2 separate regions of the Mus musculus genome follow, and region 2 is linked to region 1. Evidence: chromatin loops called from intact Hi-C (ENCODE). Cell type or tissue: left cerebral cortex. All regions are shown on one strand.

Region 1 (8,000 bases):
TTCTGAGCCTCATGAGACTGTATTTTGAAAAGAAAAGAAAAGGAAAGAAAAGAAAAGAAAAAGAGAAGAAAAGAAAAAAAGAAAAGAGAAGAAAAGTAAAGAGAAGAGAAGAGAAGAGAAGAGAAGAGGAGAAGAGAAAAGAGAATGAAAGGAAGGGGAAGGGAAGGAATAACAAAACACTTTCTTAAAGCAATTACATGAACAATTTGAAATTAAGTGAATGAAAAGGTTTAATAAAAAGGATTTCAAAAATGAATTTATGAAAAACAAATGCACAGGTCAGTGAAGAATAAAGACGCAAGTAAGTAGAATGTTGGAAAATCATCTGTGTAGGAAAAGTGATACTAGTATTGAACAAAGTAGAGTTGAGAACATAAAGTTAGTTTACACTGTAAAGGGCTCAGTCTCTTAGGGGTGTCTAATAGTCCTGAATGACATATCCCTAATTACAGAGCTCCAAAATATATTAAACTAAATTTATGGAGGAAAGAAACATAATCACAAATAAAGCCAGATCCTTTTCAGAAATTCACAAAAAAAGGTGGTGAGTAGGGAAGGTAAATGCAGGATTGGGAGGACGAACAACTTGCTTCTGTACTCAACACTGGAATATAGGACCAACTGTAAGCATGTGTGGCGTACAGTGGACATTACTACAATAGAGAGTTGCTAGCCTTTGGAAACAAAATTAGGTGGTCCAAGGCCAGGCCAGGGGAGGTAGAGTGGGAAGTGTGCAGAGAGGAGCAGGGTGAAAACCTCCAAAAAAAGAGCAATCCCAGAGATCTGGGGACTCTGGCTCTCACTGGCTGGGAGGTGACCTGGCCTGCACCCATGACTCCATGAAGGAACCCACGGGTTTATTGGGCCTACAGTGTAAGTAGCCTTTTATACGGTGTACCTGCCTCTACCCAGTTTCACCTTTGTCCTGCTTTTCTTATCTCTACTAAATAAGCACTCTTATCCAGACCCATTTCCTGACAGGTATATAAACTTTACTTCAACATGCAACCTGCTACTGCAGCAAAGCCACACTGAGGGCAAGCATCTCACAATTAAGGGCCTGTACATTTGTAGATCAGGACTTTGTTCTTGCTGGCCTTTGACCCTTCAAGGATACTGTAACGAAAATAATCTCGGCCTTTAGCCTTCTTCTAAGTCCCCATTTGATCTTTTTCAGAATGGAGATCTCTGTTGCGGTCCCTCTGCCCTGCACAATATTGACCTTTCTGGTACATGGACAATAATTACACACATTTAGATCATTCCAGCGGCTCTGCTTGCCACAGTTCCTTTACCATGTCAGCTTAGCTAGTTCTCGTATGTCAGCCTGATGCTTTCCACTAAATAAATCCCTTCTTGTGCTTGCACTTTAAGGCATGAAAACTCTTTTGAGCAATTTAAACTTGGTTTATACCTGACTCAAGGTCAGTGTTTGAGAAAATGAAAGTGACAAGTGTTTTCAGCACAATTATACTGCTGTAGCTTTTCTCTGGCCTCCATTAACAGAAGCATAACTCCAAGTCTTCACTGGAAAGTTGGTGGCATGGCTCAGACACCAGATGGAATGGATAAAACCCTCCTTTCAGAGCCCAGTCCCTACTAGTACACAGTGTACCTCCAGCTTTGCCAAAGAAAACAGAATATTACCTGAGTGGTGTGTTCATGGCAACCCATAGAGGATCCTGTGAGTTTAGTAACTATTTCCAGCCACGGCAAATTTTTGGCTACTCTTAGATTTGCATTGTAACTAGGATTTTCAGTTAATTTGGTTCTTGGTTAAAGCAGCATACAATCTTCCAAGTGTTCATCAAATTAAAGTGCCTTCTGGTCCTTATCTTTCTTTACTCTTTGTGGATTAGGAAAAGGAAGCAGACCTGCTCACTAGTACATCCTTAATATCTCTACCAACTTTTAGCAAGGCTGCGTTCTCAAACATCCTCCAGAAATCCATGTTTTGGTTTTTTTTTTTTAACCACAGGAATTTCTAGGACTGAGCACATCTATTCCTTTAAAATAGGACTACAGATTTTTAAAAGACCTGACCAGGAACACCATAAATAAAATAAAGGAGGGGATGTTGGCTACTTGTCTAATTTGAAGAACTCAGCTCTTTATTATAAACATATCATATGAAAAACACCTGAGGCCTCCTGACAAAATCATCTGTGCTCTTTCTCTTACTGGGTCAAAATGTAAACACAAGCTTGAGGTCTGGATGAATAATTAGTATTCCTATCTTCTGGGTTGTAGGTGGCCATAGTGGCTACTACTATGGAAGATTTGTCATTCTTGCCCCCAACTTAGAATATAAGGCCCTGGAGCACAGGACAGGTTTGACTTGTTATCCAGAAACCCAGAGGAAACATAATGTGAGCCTTCTCTTCCCCAGCACATCTAGCATATCATGATACTAGATGCCTCATGGCCAGGCACACTACGTTGACAGCTTTGACAGAGTGTCTCAGGCCAGAGAATGGTTATCAATACTCATCACTACCCTCTTTTCATAAGCCTAAGGGGAATGATTGTCCAGGAAACAGGCAACTTCTTCTTTTTCCTGCAAAATCTTGAAGCAAAAGATAATGAAAATGGTCAGGCCCATCTCCATCAGCAACTTCCTGTATAGATAACTTTAGGACTGCTAAATCTCATGAAGTAGAAAGGCATCCTAGCCTGGTGCCTGAAAAAGAGTAAAGAATCCCAGTGAAAAATGTACTTCACACCAAAGAGAAGCACTAATATCCACATATTATTCAAACACAAAGAAAGGACATCTTAGTGTTTTACTACTTGTGAGATTGCTGACTATGGCAGCCTTATCAAAGCCTGCTGGGAATGTTATATAAACTCTTCACTGGAAATAGTCACAGAAAGCATAGCAAGCACTTCAAAACAGGATTGCGGCCTCACATCTCTGTCCACTGTGGAGTCATGATCACCTTTACTTAGGAGGCTGAAGGTATCGTCCAGCTGCTGAGCCCAATTCCTTGTTCTGAGTTCTCATTGCACAAACTAAGATGTGAGGAGTTACCAGAGCTGTTCAGAGGTAAGGAGAATGTGGGGTGCACAATGAAGACCCTTCTGCTAGAAGTGCTTTGTCTTTCTGGTTGTCATTAACTATACCTCAATGGCTGTTTCACAAGAGAGGGAGCTGTACCGTGCCGATACTCAGGAAGCCCTACCTATCTTGGCTCTTATTTATACTTTTTCACAGAGAAGTTTCTGGCACAGAGCTACCTCTCCCCCAACACTCCCCAGTGCCTGTAGAAAAGCTGCATGTGCTGGGAAATCAGCCTGCAGGTCTTCCCCCTTCTCATTCCATGGCTAACTGACACAAAGCATGTTTCCCTGGCAGATGGTCTGAGAATTTATCTCCCTATAAAATTAGCTCCGCAACAAATGTGTCTGCCCTGACTCGGAAGCTCAAAATAACCCATTAGAGCCCAGGTGGTCATAAATCTCTGTCCTGTGTTATGGCTCACAAGAGTGGGAAACACATCAGACTTGAACTTCATAGAGGAAAGTCCTGCTATTTTTAGCCCCTGCCTTCTCTCAGAGAAAACAACATTCTTCCAGCTTTCAGGCTCTAGAAGAGCTGCCTTTAACCCTTCAACTAGCCTCCCTAGAAATGCTCCCAGGCCTGACCTTGCACCCTTGAGTGCATGCTTTATGTCCTCCATAGCAGTTACCTCCTCATGGCACCTGCTTGTTCATTTTTCAGGTGTTTATTGTCTTCCTGTTATCCCTGAGTGAGTAAGGATCCTTCTGAGAACACCAGAGAGAGGAAACTGTATTCTTCATGGTTAATTAAGGGTGTTTTTTTTTTATGATTGTCAAAACTTGTTTTCATCTGTGTATTAAATAGTGCCATTGCACAACAGGAAACATACATATTTCATGGGACCTATTTATTTATAAACAAACAAACAAATAAGTGCACAGCGTCTACCAGCTTATTAGTGGACTGGATTTTCTAAGCATACATTATTACATTATGCCTTTTAAAGTAGCTTTATAAAAGAAGGTTTCTTATGCTATATAACCTTTAACTTTTTTGAATCTGTAAGATTATCAAAATCCCCTCCTCTGGGTTTTTTTCTGGAATCATGCCCTGGAAGCAAGCCATCATAATTTATTGCTTAAGATGACATACATTGCTTTGTTGCTTTCAAAGAAATCTATGATTATAATATAATATTCTTCTGTATTGAAAAGGGGGCTGGATTTTTGGCTACATCTAAAGGTACAGCTGTCTTCTCCTACTCCAGGGGCATCTTGTATTTTCCAGCACTCTCTGCACACAAGGCAGAATATCTTTGGGAGCCTGCCCCAGAAATCCTTCCCCTGATAAACGTCCCCAAGGGCTATCTTGTGATCCTCACAAACATAGTACAGATTTTGTGGATGGGCGTTGGAGTTAAGAAAACACCCAAGCATTTGCTGTTGTCTAGTGCACAGATTAGAATAAGCCAAAGCTGCTGAGCTGCTTTGATTTTTTTTCGTTGCTATGCTCAGAGCCCCTGGAACACCACTCCCAACGGTGGATGAAAAATCGTGCCTCTGCCAGCCATGAAGTGTGAGGCTCTGAGCTATTTTTGGCTTCATTTTCTCAGAGGGCTGGTCACGTGGGGCTGCTGTCTGCAGCTTTCCTGCTGGTATGCGGCAGAAGCTGTATTGATTCATTCCTCCCTCCTCCAGTGCTTCCCCTTTTCTCTTTTCTCCCTCTCCTCGGGCGGGCTAGGAACTCACCAGAGAAGAAGGTCCCAGTCAGAGGCTCCAGAGAGATCTCTTTGAATAAGAATACCATTTCTTACTCCCCAGGTTTTCTTGAATATACATACATATGCATATAGCTAACATTTATTTTAATTACCATTTAATTTTTTTTTCATTCGTAGCTCACTCAGCATTGCAGGGTGTAAAAATGTAAATGCTGAGCCCCAGAAATGAAGTACATGTAGACCTTAGAGAGTTTTTCTCAACCCCCTACAAATTATGGTTTACATAAGGAGGAAATAAGGGCGGGGGAGTCAGTATTAAGTACTGGAGGGGATGGGAGAGAGATACAGAGGGTCAGGAAATAGAATAAAAATATGTAGCAGTGGGAGATGAGGGAAACAAGAGGCTCCCAGGACCCAACAGGATGACTTTAGCGGAAATGCACAGAGACGGGGTAGATAGAACCTGTAGAGACCAACTCCCTTGTGTGAGTAGCCAATTTTTATAGAATAATTTCTAGAAAAATTTCTAGGATAATTCTAATTTGCCTCTGTATCTATTTTCCTATCAACTTAGAAGGAACAAATTGAGTTTTTGTTTGGGTTTTTTGTTTTTTGTTTCTGTTTTTGTTTGTCTTTTCCAAATGTCCTTTCTGACATCTCTTCAAGGCTGCTCAGTCTCTATCCTTGTCCTCATTTCCATACCACTTCACCCTGCACCCACTACAGCTTCTAAGGTAGCTCTCAGCTCTGCGCGTGAGCAGCCTAGAAGACCTCAGGAGAGCAAAAGGCTTCAGAACTACCACAGATATCCCAAGACTGCTTGCCCTCTCTTGAGGCTAACAGGGCCTGCTCCCTCACTGCTGAAGTCCGGCCTGTGAAGACTGATATTCTACTCTTCAGGGCTAGAGCAGGACCCTGCAGCTTCTGGCAGAATACATGGCAAAGCCAACTTCAGTGTCACTTGAAAGAAGCAATGAGGCCTGTGCTTAAAGGTTGGATGCAATGCTGGAGTTGATCCTTCCTAGATTCATATTTCTCTTAAAAATTACTTTTAGTATTATCATTAGTTTCTGTGTGTGTATGCTATATCAGGAGTGGGGTACACATGCCCTAACATGCATGCAGACGTCTAAAGACAATTTTACACAGTCATTCTTTCCCCCTATCTTTATATGGGTTCTGGGGATTTAACTGATGTCTCCAGGCTTGTACAACTAGTGCTTTTTCTCACTGAATTCCCTCACTGTCCCTCAGACTCGTGTTTCTAAGTTCATGAAATTAAATACATCATATGACAATGGAAACCAATTTCGTTGTAATAATAAAATAGCTTCTAAAAGACAAATAAAATTTGCTGTACAGAAATAAATGTACCTCAGTAAAAAGCTAAATAATCTATCTTTGGGTTTTATCTGTTGCAAGTTTGGACAGACAATGTTTCAAGATAATTGCAATAACCATGATACAATTGGACATGGATGACTACCAGTGAGACAGAACTTGGGCTTCCCAGACAAAATATTGGATTACCAGTCTACATTTAAATTTCAAATTGTTCCAATTATTATATGTGGGACATGCTTATATTAAAATACTGTTCATTTTTATAAAATTCAGATTCAACTAGGTAACCTCGATCAGTATTGTTAAAAGTGGAGTAGCTTAAAATCCACATCTATAACTGAAAGAAACACTAAACATTTGTTAGCAGTTTGGGGGGGTGGGGGGGAATGTATCTATTCAAGTCGATGGACACCTCTTCTTCATGTTGGTAGAAACCACTACACACTGATATGTGGTGATGAAGGTTCTCAACTCACAGGGTATTTTTTCTTTTTAGTTGTAGAAGACATTTCGTAGGCTTGAAACCCTATAGGCCTAATAACTAAGCATCACTGGGGGCTTGCTTGTAGTCTAGGCTGCTGAAACACATTGGAGCCCAATGAGTGTGATTAGGCCAGTCTTCTCAACATAGTGGTCAGTCACAGAAAGAGCTCTTCCCTGCCATCTCTGCATCTATTTCATTTGGTCCACCAAGTACACTCTATAAAGCTAAATTTCTCCTTCTTAGATTATAAATCCTATACAGAGTGAAATTAGTCCAGCCTGCTCACCATAGTATGACTGTTAAACATTTCCCTGCACATGAATGTTTGGAAGTTGGTGAATAGACAGATAAAGTAACAAGAATCACACGCTAGTTATATGCCTGGCAGTGGTTATACTTCTCATTTGTGGGTAAATACACCCAGAGAAAGAAAACAGGCCATTTGCAAATCGCAGTGAGAAATTAATTTTGTGAATTGGAAACCTCAGAGCCATGGCAAGATTCTTTTGAAACAGGGCTATGTTCCTTGTGTTAATTCTAGAAGGAATATTTTGGGTATTTTAGCAGAGCAAGTGGGAACAAGGAAGACAGTACGATGACTTTAGACGTCTTTAGAGTATTATTCTCTGCTTTCTAAAATCAGTTTCAAGCTCTTTTCCATGTATAAAATATGCACCACAGATTTATTTTCTCATGGATCTTTTTAAAATCCTACTAAAATCTAAAGAGGTTTTCATAATGCTTCATATAACATCCTCCCTTAATCTGGAAGACAAGCAGTCTACAAGTCAGGACAAGACCTTAAGTTTCAGTGCCTCTAGGATGGAGAAGGCTGAGCTAGGAAATGTCTTACTTTTCCAGCAGTTTCTGGCCAGACTTCCTTTTCATTTCTTTAAGCTCTCGATGAATAGAATATCTTCAGGTAATGTAATATTCATCTGAGCCTACTTCAGAAGGAATTTGGATGACAACATGGCAAGGTATCAGTAAGCATCTAAGCTCCCTATTGAACGTAAAGTGAGTAAGATATTTAGATGTGGCCACATGCACCGTCTATGGCTGATGTGAAATCACATTCTCATTTTATCTAAATATCCTAAGCAAATAGGTCCCACATCTGAATCCCACTCAACTCTTCTGTTCCCCTGATGGCTTTGGCTCTTACCCTGGTTGAACTCCTACTGACTCAACTTTAAAATGTGGCCAGATTCTTCTGCCTTTCCTAGTGGCTAATTCCTTCATTGCCTGTCCGAAGACTGCTCTCCCGGTACATGACAGTTCTCCTTGACCCTCCATAGACAGCAGGCCCATTTGTACTAGGAGGGATGCAAGTCTTTGGTCCCTCCCTTCTGTGCTCCATGGGTACCCCATACACATATCCATCATTCCACCTACACTATACTGATCAAGACCATATTTCTTTTTTTTTTTCTGTTTTTTTTCCCATTTTT
Region 2 (8,000 bases), 81 kb after region 1:
ATATTCATTTAGAATTATTCATAATAGCTAAGAAGTGGGCCAGCCTAGATGTTCATCAAGAAATGAATGGATAAAGAAGAGATGCTATTAATATACACTGGAATTTAACTCAGCCATAAAGAAAAATGAAATCGTGGTTTTTGCAGGAGAATAGACAGAAGTAGAAATACTTATGTTAAAATAAGCCCAACTTAGAAAGATGCTTCTACTCATTCAAAAACTTAGATTTTAATTTACACACACACACACACACACACACACACACACACACACACACACACACAAACTCACTCAGGCATGCATGCCCATGAATGCACACACACACAGAGAGAATTTATAACATGTTTCTTTTTTAACATTATAACAAAAGTTCTCTTAGCATGTGACAAAATTATATTCCATTTTGACCTTGAATCATATCTCCTTGTACACATATAACACATTTTGCACATTCCTCTACTGATGGATACCCAGCAAACTCTCACAATATATATATGTTCTTTTAAGCATGATTACACAAGCAGGTCCAGCTTAATCCTCTGCTTTGAATTCTTTAGGGTCCTGCCCTTGGAGGTGGAATCATGAACTCATGTCACAATTCTTTGCTTATGTTTTAGGGAGAATCATAGTGTTTAAAGAAATTATGGTAAAATTTCTAAACATTATAATTTTAATAAATACATAACTTTAAACAAATGCTTTCCCTCTTCTTTAAGTAAATTTGAATTTTAGTTGCCAGAAACCTCATCTTACTGGATCGGTACATAATGCTCACTAGGGTCAACATAATGCAAAGTAGATCAGGTCTGCAGAAAATAGCCCAAGCCAATGGACAAAGAATTAAAAGAACCAATATCAGAAGTGACAGAATTGTTCCTCAAAGCTGCCAAATACAGCAAGTTATAAATTTCAGAGAGGTTTTATTAATAGAAATTAAAAGTGGTAAATGCTATACCATGGCCTAAATACACTAACTCAGGAAGAAACTCGTTGCCCTGGCAAAAAGATTGCACTTCTGTATGTCAATCTTGTCATCTTCTAGTCAAACTTAAGGGAGCACAGCACGTCAAAACCCAGGACATCAGGCTTCTTTTTGTTTTTATTTTCTTTCTTATATCCTTTTAGATCTATATAAGTTTCAAAATTGTATCAGAGTTGAAGAGAGCTTAATCATATTGCCTTTTACACATACAATGAAATGTGGAAAAAGGACATAAAAAGAAGATAGAGGAAGGAAAGGAGGACAAGACAGAGGAAGAAGAGGAGTAGTGAACAAGGAAGAGAGAAAATAAGGGGAGGTGAACAGGGGAAGAGATGGATGAAAAGGAGTAGGTGGTAATTGAGGTGACTCATACATATTTGACTTGAACAGAGGGGTAGAACTATAGGGAGTAACTGGCCAGTCCTTCTCTCTGATCTGCCCAAAGTCATAGGGCATGCAAATTGCAGACGAAGGCCAGTAGTGTCTGGAAAACCAGTGTGAGCTGGAAATGCTCAATCTGCTCAAGGAAGGAGACTGCTTCATTCTGGAAATTAGGCCCACACAGAGCACTAGGTTTTTCAGTGCTCGGGAACCAATCTAAGAATCTGGTGGGGGAAGGAGGGGTGGAGGGAAAGGGGAAGATTTGTTTTTATTTTTGTTTTGTTTTTGAGAGTGTCTTAGTTAGGGTTACTATTATTGTGATGAAACACCATGATCAAAACAGCTTGGCAAGGAAAGGGTTTATTTGCCTTATGCTTTCACATCACAATACATCATCAAAGGAAGACAAAACAGGAACTCAAGCAAGGCAAAAACATGGAAGCAGGAGCTGATGCAGAGACTGTATGTATGCAGAGGAGGGATACTATTCACTAGCTTGGTCCTCATGGCTTATTGCTTTAAAAAAAATAGAACCCAGGATGATGAGCCCAGGGATGACACCACCCACAATGAGTTGGGCCCTTGCCTATCAAACATTAAGAAAATACCCTATAGGCTTGTTTTTAATAGCCGAGTAGTACTCCGTTGTGTAAATGAACCACATTTTCTGTATCCATTTCTCTGTTGAGGGACATCTGGGTTCTTTCGAGCTTCTGGCTATTATAAATAAGGCTGCTATGAACATAGTGGAGCATGTGTCCTTATTACAAGTTGGAACATCTTCTGGGTATATGCCCAGGAGAGGTATTGCTGGATCTTCCAGTAGTACTATGTTCAATTTTTTGAGGAACCGCCAGACTGATTTCCAGAGTGGTTGTACAAGCCTGCAATCCCACCAACAATGGAGGAGTGTTCCTCTTTCTTCACATCCTTGCCAGCATTTGCTGTCACCTAAATTTTTGATCTTAGCAATTCTGACTGGTGTGAGGTGGAATCTCAGGGTTATTTTGATTTTCATTTCTATGATGATTAAGGATGTTGAACATTTTTTCAGGTGTTTCTCAACCATTCGGTATTCCTCAGTTGGAATTCTTTGTTTACTTCTGTACCCCATTTCTTAATAGGGATATTTGATTTTCTAGAGTCCATCTTCTTGAGTTCTTTATATATATTGGATATTAATCCCCTATCTGATTTAGGACTGGTAAAGATCCTCTCCCAATCTGTTTGTGGCCTTTTTGTCTTATTGACAATGTCTTTTGCGTTACAGAAACTTTGAAGTTTTATGAGGTCCCACTTGTTGATTGCCGATCTTACAGCACAAACCATTGCTGTTCTGTTCAGGAATTTTTCCCCTGTGCCCATATCTTCGAGGATTTTGTCCACCTTCTCCTCTATAATTTTCAGTGAGACTTGAAATTCTTATCACACAGATCTTTCATTTGTTTGGTTAGAGTAACACCAAGATATTTTATATTGTTTGTGGCTATTGTGAAGGGTGTCATTTCCCTAATTTCTTTCTTAACCTATAATCCTTTGAGTAGATGAAGGCTACTGATTTATTCGAGTTAATTTTATATCCAGCTGTGATGGCTTGTATATTCTTGGACCAGGGAGTGGCACCATTTGGAGGTGTGGCCTTGTTGGAATAGGTGTGACCTGGTTGGAGTAAATGTGTCCACTGTGGGTGTGGGCTTTAGACTCCCACCCCAGTAGCCTTTGGATGAAGACGTAGAACTCTCAGCTCTGCCTGTGCCATGCCTGCCTGGATGCTGCCATGCTCCCACCTTGATGATAATGGACTGAACCTCGGAACCTGTAAGCCAGCCCCAATTAAATGTTTTTTATAAGACTTGCCTTGATTATGGTGTCTGTTCACAGCAGTAAAACCATAACTAAGACACCAGCCATTTTGCTAAAGTTATTTATCAGGTTTAGGAGTTCTCTGATGAAAATTTTAGGGTAACTTATGCATACTATCATATCATCTGCAAATAGTGACATTGTGACTACTTTCTTTCCAATTTTTATCTCTTTGAACTCCTTTTGTTGTCTACTTTCTCTAGCTGTAAAGTCTTTTATCTTTCCCACATAGTTAAAATAAAAGTTTATACACATTGCAAATGTCACTTAAAATGATGAAGATACTGTGATGTGCTCTCAAATGAGCATGAGGTTGTGGATGAAGAATGGGGCTGCAGAAGCAATTCTTACATTTTCAATAATTTTCAGCTGCTTTAATTCTCGCACAAACACAGGTGCCCCCTACATTTTGTTACTGTATTAGTTAGCATTTTACTCCTGTGAAGAGACAGCATGGTCAAGACAACTTTTTGTTTTGTTTTGTTTTGTTTTTGTTTTTTGTTTTTTGGTTTTTCGAGAAAGAGTTTCTCTGTAGCCCTGGCTGTCCTGGAACTCACTCTGTAGACCAGGCTGTCCTTGAACTCAGAAATCCGCCTGCCTCTGCCTCCCAAGTGCTGGGATTAAAGGCGTGCCCCACCACTGCCTGGCTCAAGACAACTTTTATGAATATAACATTTAATTAGTGCTGGTTCAGAGGTCCAGTCCATTATCATCAAGTAGGGAGCATGGCAGTGTCCAGACAGGCATAGTGCAGGACCTGAGAGTTCTACATCTTTATCTGAAGGCTGCTAGGAGAAGACTGGCTCCCAGGTAGTTAGGAAGAGTGTCTTATTGCCTACCCCCACAGTAACATTTCCTTAAACAGGGCCACACCTACTCTAACAAGACCACACCTCCTAATAGTGCCACTCCCTGGGGCAAGTATATTCAAACCACCACAGTTACATAGGAGGCTGTTCAGAAGTTCTCATCCTCCTAGAAGCCTGAAGACCCCAGGTGACAAGGGCAGGATAAGCATGCCAGGCCTGCATCCTCCCTGAAGATGAAAACCTCTCAGAAGCACATCATCACCATGTACCATCTGCTTGTACTGATCCTCTATAGACTGGCAGGTTATATTCACCACTGAAGTACCATCTCTCTGTTATGGCTGTCAAAGCAAATAATAAATAAGAGAGCCTCAGAACATCAATTACCTGAATACAAAAATAGCATTGCTAGGGGAATATGTAAATATAGTAAAGTATGTATGTATCCAAGAAGACTGAGGCAAGAGAAAATTTTTGTTAGCAAAACTGGTGACATTCATGTTGCTTGAAAACAGTGTTCATTGGTTGTGGAGACCTGAGTCAAAACCTGGTGTTAGCTCATTGGTGGAGCTGTTGTTACCGTGCAAGTGTTCTGTGAAAATATCTTTTCTAAATTGCTGCAGTCTTACAGAATGTTAAGGATAAGCTTTGTTCCAGAAATAGGTGCATTTAAGGAACACAGAAGACATGCAAAGGATGGAGACATGCAAATGTGCAGAATTTCTTGCTGGATTTTAAAATGTCTTTCAGCAGGTGGGGTGGGCTCCTTACATTGTTTCTAACTCTCATTTTCAGAGTTTGACAAGGCTGAATTCATGTTCTACATGTTTCTAAATGCTGCTCACATGTATCACAGCCAGATCAAATGAAACTCTTTCCATGTTACAGCACAGCCTTGCAAGTCTGCATTGCCTCTGCAGTGATGCGTAGGACTTCAAAAGATGACCATCTGCCTTAGCCTCAGCTCTTGCTTCGTCTCCAATTGCAATAACCTAAATCCTTCTGGACATTCATGAACTTCTCTCCAGTGTCCCAGTCTGGTTTTGGCACTGAATTAGGACAAACACTCTCTTCTTGACTAAGGTTTAGCCAGTTACACTGAATTAGCTTAACTAAGACTGTCCTGTGGTGCATAAACCCAGCTTTAATGAGGATCCTCCTACTCTCAATCACTGATCAGACTCCTCTTAGGAACTTTCCACTCATAGCCTCCTCCTCTGCCCACTGACTAAAACTCCCCAGCTGTCCATACTGTATTTGACACTTAAGTCACTTTTGTTTTGTTTTCTCCTGTGTTGCAATGGCCTTGATTCCTATTGTAGTCAGTTAAGCACCAACACAATAGTGACACAGAGAAAACAAACTGACTAGGTACAATCATATATTTCTGCCATAATTACATGTTTTAACCATAGAGGTTTCTAACTTTGTAAAAAATAAAAAGGAAACCACACAACAATGGCCCACGCCTTTAATCTCAGTACTGAGGAAGCATAGGCACTCAGATCTCCGTGAATTCAAGGACAGGTTGGTCTACAAAGGGAGTTGCAGGGCAACAAGGGATGTTACATAGAAAAACTTTGTCTTAAAACAACAACAACCCCAGAACTCCCAGGGACTAAGCCATCAACAAAGGAGTACATATGGATCCAGCTGCTTATGTAGCAGAGGATAGCCATGTCATTCATCAGTGGATGGAGAGGTCCTTAGCCCTATGAAGGATCGATAGATGCCCTATTGTAGAGGAATCAAGGGCAGGGAGGTGGGAGTGGGTGGGTGTAGGAACACCCTCATAGAAGCAGGGGGAGGGAGGATGTGATAGAGTGTTTCCAGGAGGGAGGGAAACTGGAAAGTGGATAACATTTGAAATGTAAATAAAGAAAATATCCAGTAACAACAACAACAACAACAACAAACAACCAAACAAATAAATAAACAAATAAACAAATAAACTAACCATCTTGAGAATGATCACCACTTTCCATGGTCAGTAGAACAAGGGTGCCTTCGATGACTTGCTCACTGGTGGAAATGTTTCCACTGAAGGCCTGGAGGGCTAAGGTACCGAAAACACAGGAGTCACCAGTGTTGACATGTGGAAACTAAAAAGGGGGCCTAGGGAAAGAGGGGAAGGAAAGACCCATCCCCACCCCCCGCCAGAGGTCCACCTATGTTCTTGTCAGGGGGACGTGGGAGGGCTCCCAGACTCTTTCCACTCAGCCCCAGGTGAGCATCTAAGCTGCTGACCCACTATTCAGGGGTTGGACAAGGGACAGCCCAACCTGGGAGCCCTGGGGCTACTCGCTAAAGCCCTGGGGTTATGGGAGAGAAGGATGAGGGAAGAGAGGTTCCCACACTGGCGAGAGTGAGCACAGTGGATTTTGATGGGCAGAGACTGTCTATGGTTTTAGAGATTTATTTTAGAGAGGCAGGGGAAAAGAGAGAAGATAGAAGAGAGGGGGGGTGCTACAGAGGAAGAAAGAGTAAGAGGGAGAGAGTGAGAGGAGAGGGGAGAAGACAGAGGAGAGAGAGGAGTGAGAGAAGTGAGAGGTAAGAGAACAAAGGAATGAGAGAAGACAAAGAGAGAGGAGTGAGAGGGTGAGAGTGAGGAGTAAGATAGACGTGAGGCCAAGCAGCCCTTCTTATGGTCTTTACTGTTGCTAGGTAACTGGGGAGGAGTTTAGCCTGAAGGTCAGAAGCTTGGGACATTGCCTACATGACTACTGACCATGCTTCTCTTGTGGGGGCTTTGGGGGGCGGTAACTTAGGCAGGAGCCAGAGTTCCAGGAGCATGAGGGAACACCTACCATGTCATGTAGGTGAATTATCACCCTTTCAGGGTTCAGACCTCAACTCGACTATAGACCAGCCTGTCTGTGCATAGCCATATGCCCCACATTGACATTGTCATGAACCATCACTTATAAGAAACCAACTTCACAAAAGAGGCCTACAAAAGGTACACCAAAGATTACAGGAAATCACTCAAAGGTAAACTTGAACAGAAACCAGATAGAGTAAAGCCTTTATGACTAGAGCTATGGAGCAAATTAAACACATCCTTGCTATTTTCAAAAATAACCCGTTTTATTATCAGTGAAAATATAAATCCAGATTGCCTTCTGGATTGCTCTCCTGGACTACAATGAAGATGGTATGACTCCATTCATGATTTTCTGTAAGGATGGCTTAGAGATGGAAAAATATTAACAAATTGGATCTATCACCTGTTACCATAATTGGCTGTTGCTTACCATCCATACAATACCAGGATTTAGGACAAATGGGACTGATGTCACCTTGAGCTTTTATTTTGACTGTGATTTATTTGGAGTGGAGGCATTTTTTTTTTTTTAAGAAAAAAAAGTCATGTGATTTGTGTAAAAATAAAGTGCATTTAAATAAAAAAATCTTCAAAATGTGAATTTTCCTCTTCACCCATATATACATTTTCTCCTTCTGTCACTTTCTCCCTCTCTTCTTCCCTTCTCTCCTCTGTCTCTCTCTGTCTCTCTTTCTGTTTCTCTCTCCCTCTGTCTCTGTCTCTCTGTGTCTCTGTCTCTCTCTTTCTGACTCTCACTCTTGCTTTCTCTTCTCTCACTCCTCCTGGAAGCAGGATAGCAATGTGTGTGACTATATACTACCCTATACCAGCACTTCCTTTTCTTGTGAGAACTTGAGAACTCTGGGCTACCTGTCCAAGAAGGGATATTTTGCAAAGCCACTGACAAACTCTTTGTTATTCAGAGATCACAACAGCCACTCCTGAAGCTTGGGTCTCCCCTTCACAACCAACTGTCTGTTTAATAAATCATTGCATATGACAATGGCAGATCATGTTGGCAGACAACAGTCTGTGCTACTCTGCAGAAGACTCACTTGATTTGTATAGCTCTTGTCACTCAGCCTTCCTCTGCCAGAGATCTGCATCTCTTCTTTAGGTCTAGATTCCTTAATTTCATAAA

Evidence for each region. Hi-C counts contacts between places; a loop is a spot of excess contacts. Peaks named below come from ENCODE experiments on the same cell type or tissue, not always from the same donor. Only the 100,000 strongest peaks of a DNase experiment are listed, where the experiment ranks them.
Region 2: a loop joins it to region 1, with 4 times the contacts of the local background. A loop is called at or near these places in 4 of 42 quality-filtered maps.

The regions. Positions count from the first base shown.
Region 1 is chr7:58,839,660-58,847,659 of GRCm38, forward strand. No RefSeq gene overlaps it. Among named protein-coding and RNA genes, the nearest start is that of Gm39019, 110 kb to the left of the region's middle. In left cerebral cortex, no CTCF peak of the experiment used is centred here; DNase peaks (open chromatin) are centred at 2,903, 3,398, 4,596, 7,046 and 1 more place; H3K27ac peaks cover 5,221 bases.
Region 2 is chr7:58,920,546-58,928,545 of GRCm38, forward strand. No RefSeq gene overlaps it. Among named protein-coding and RNA genes, the nearest start is that of Gm39019, 190 kb to the left of the region's middle. In left cerebral cortex, no CTCF peak of the experiment used is centred here; DNase peaks (open chromatin) are centred at 4,647 and 5,023; H3K27ac peaks cover 1,329 bases.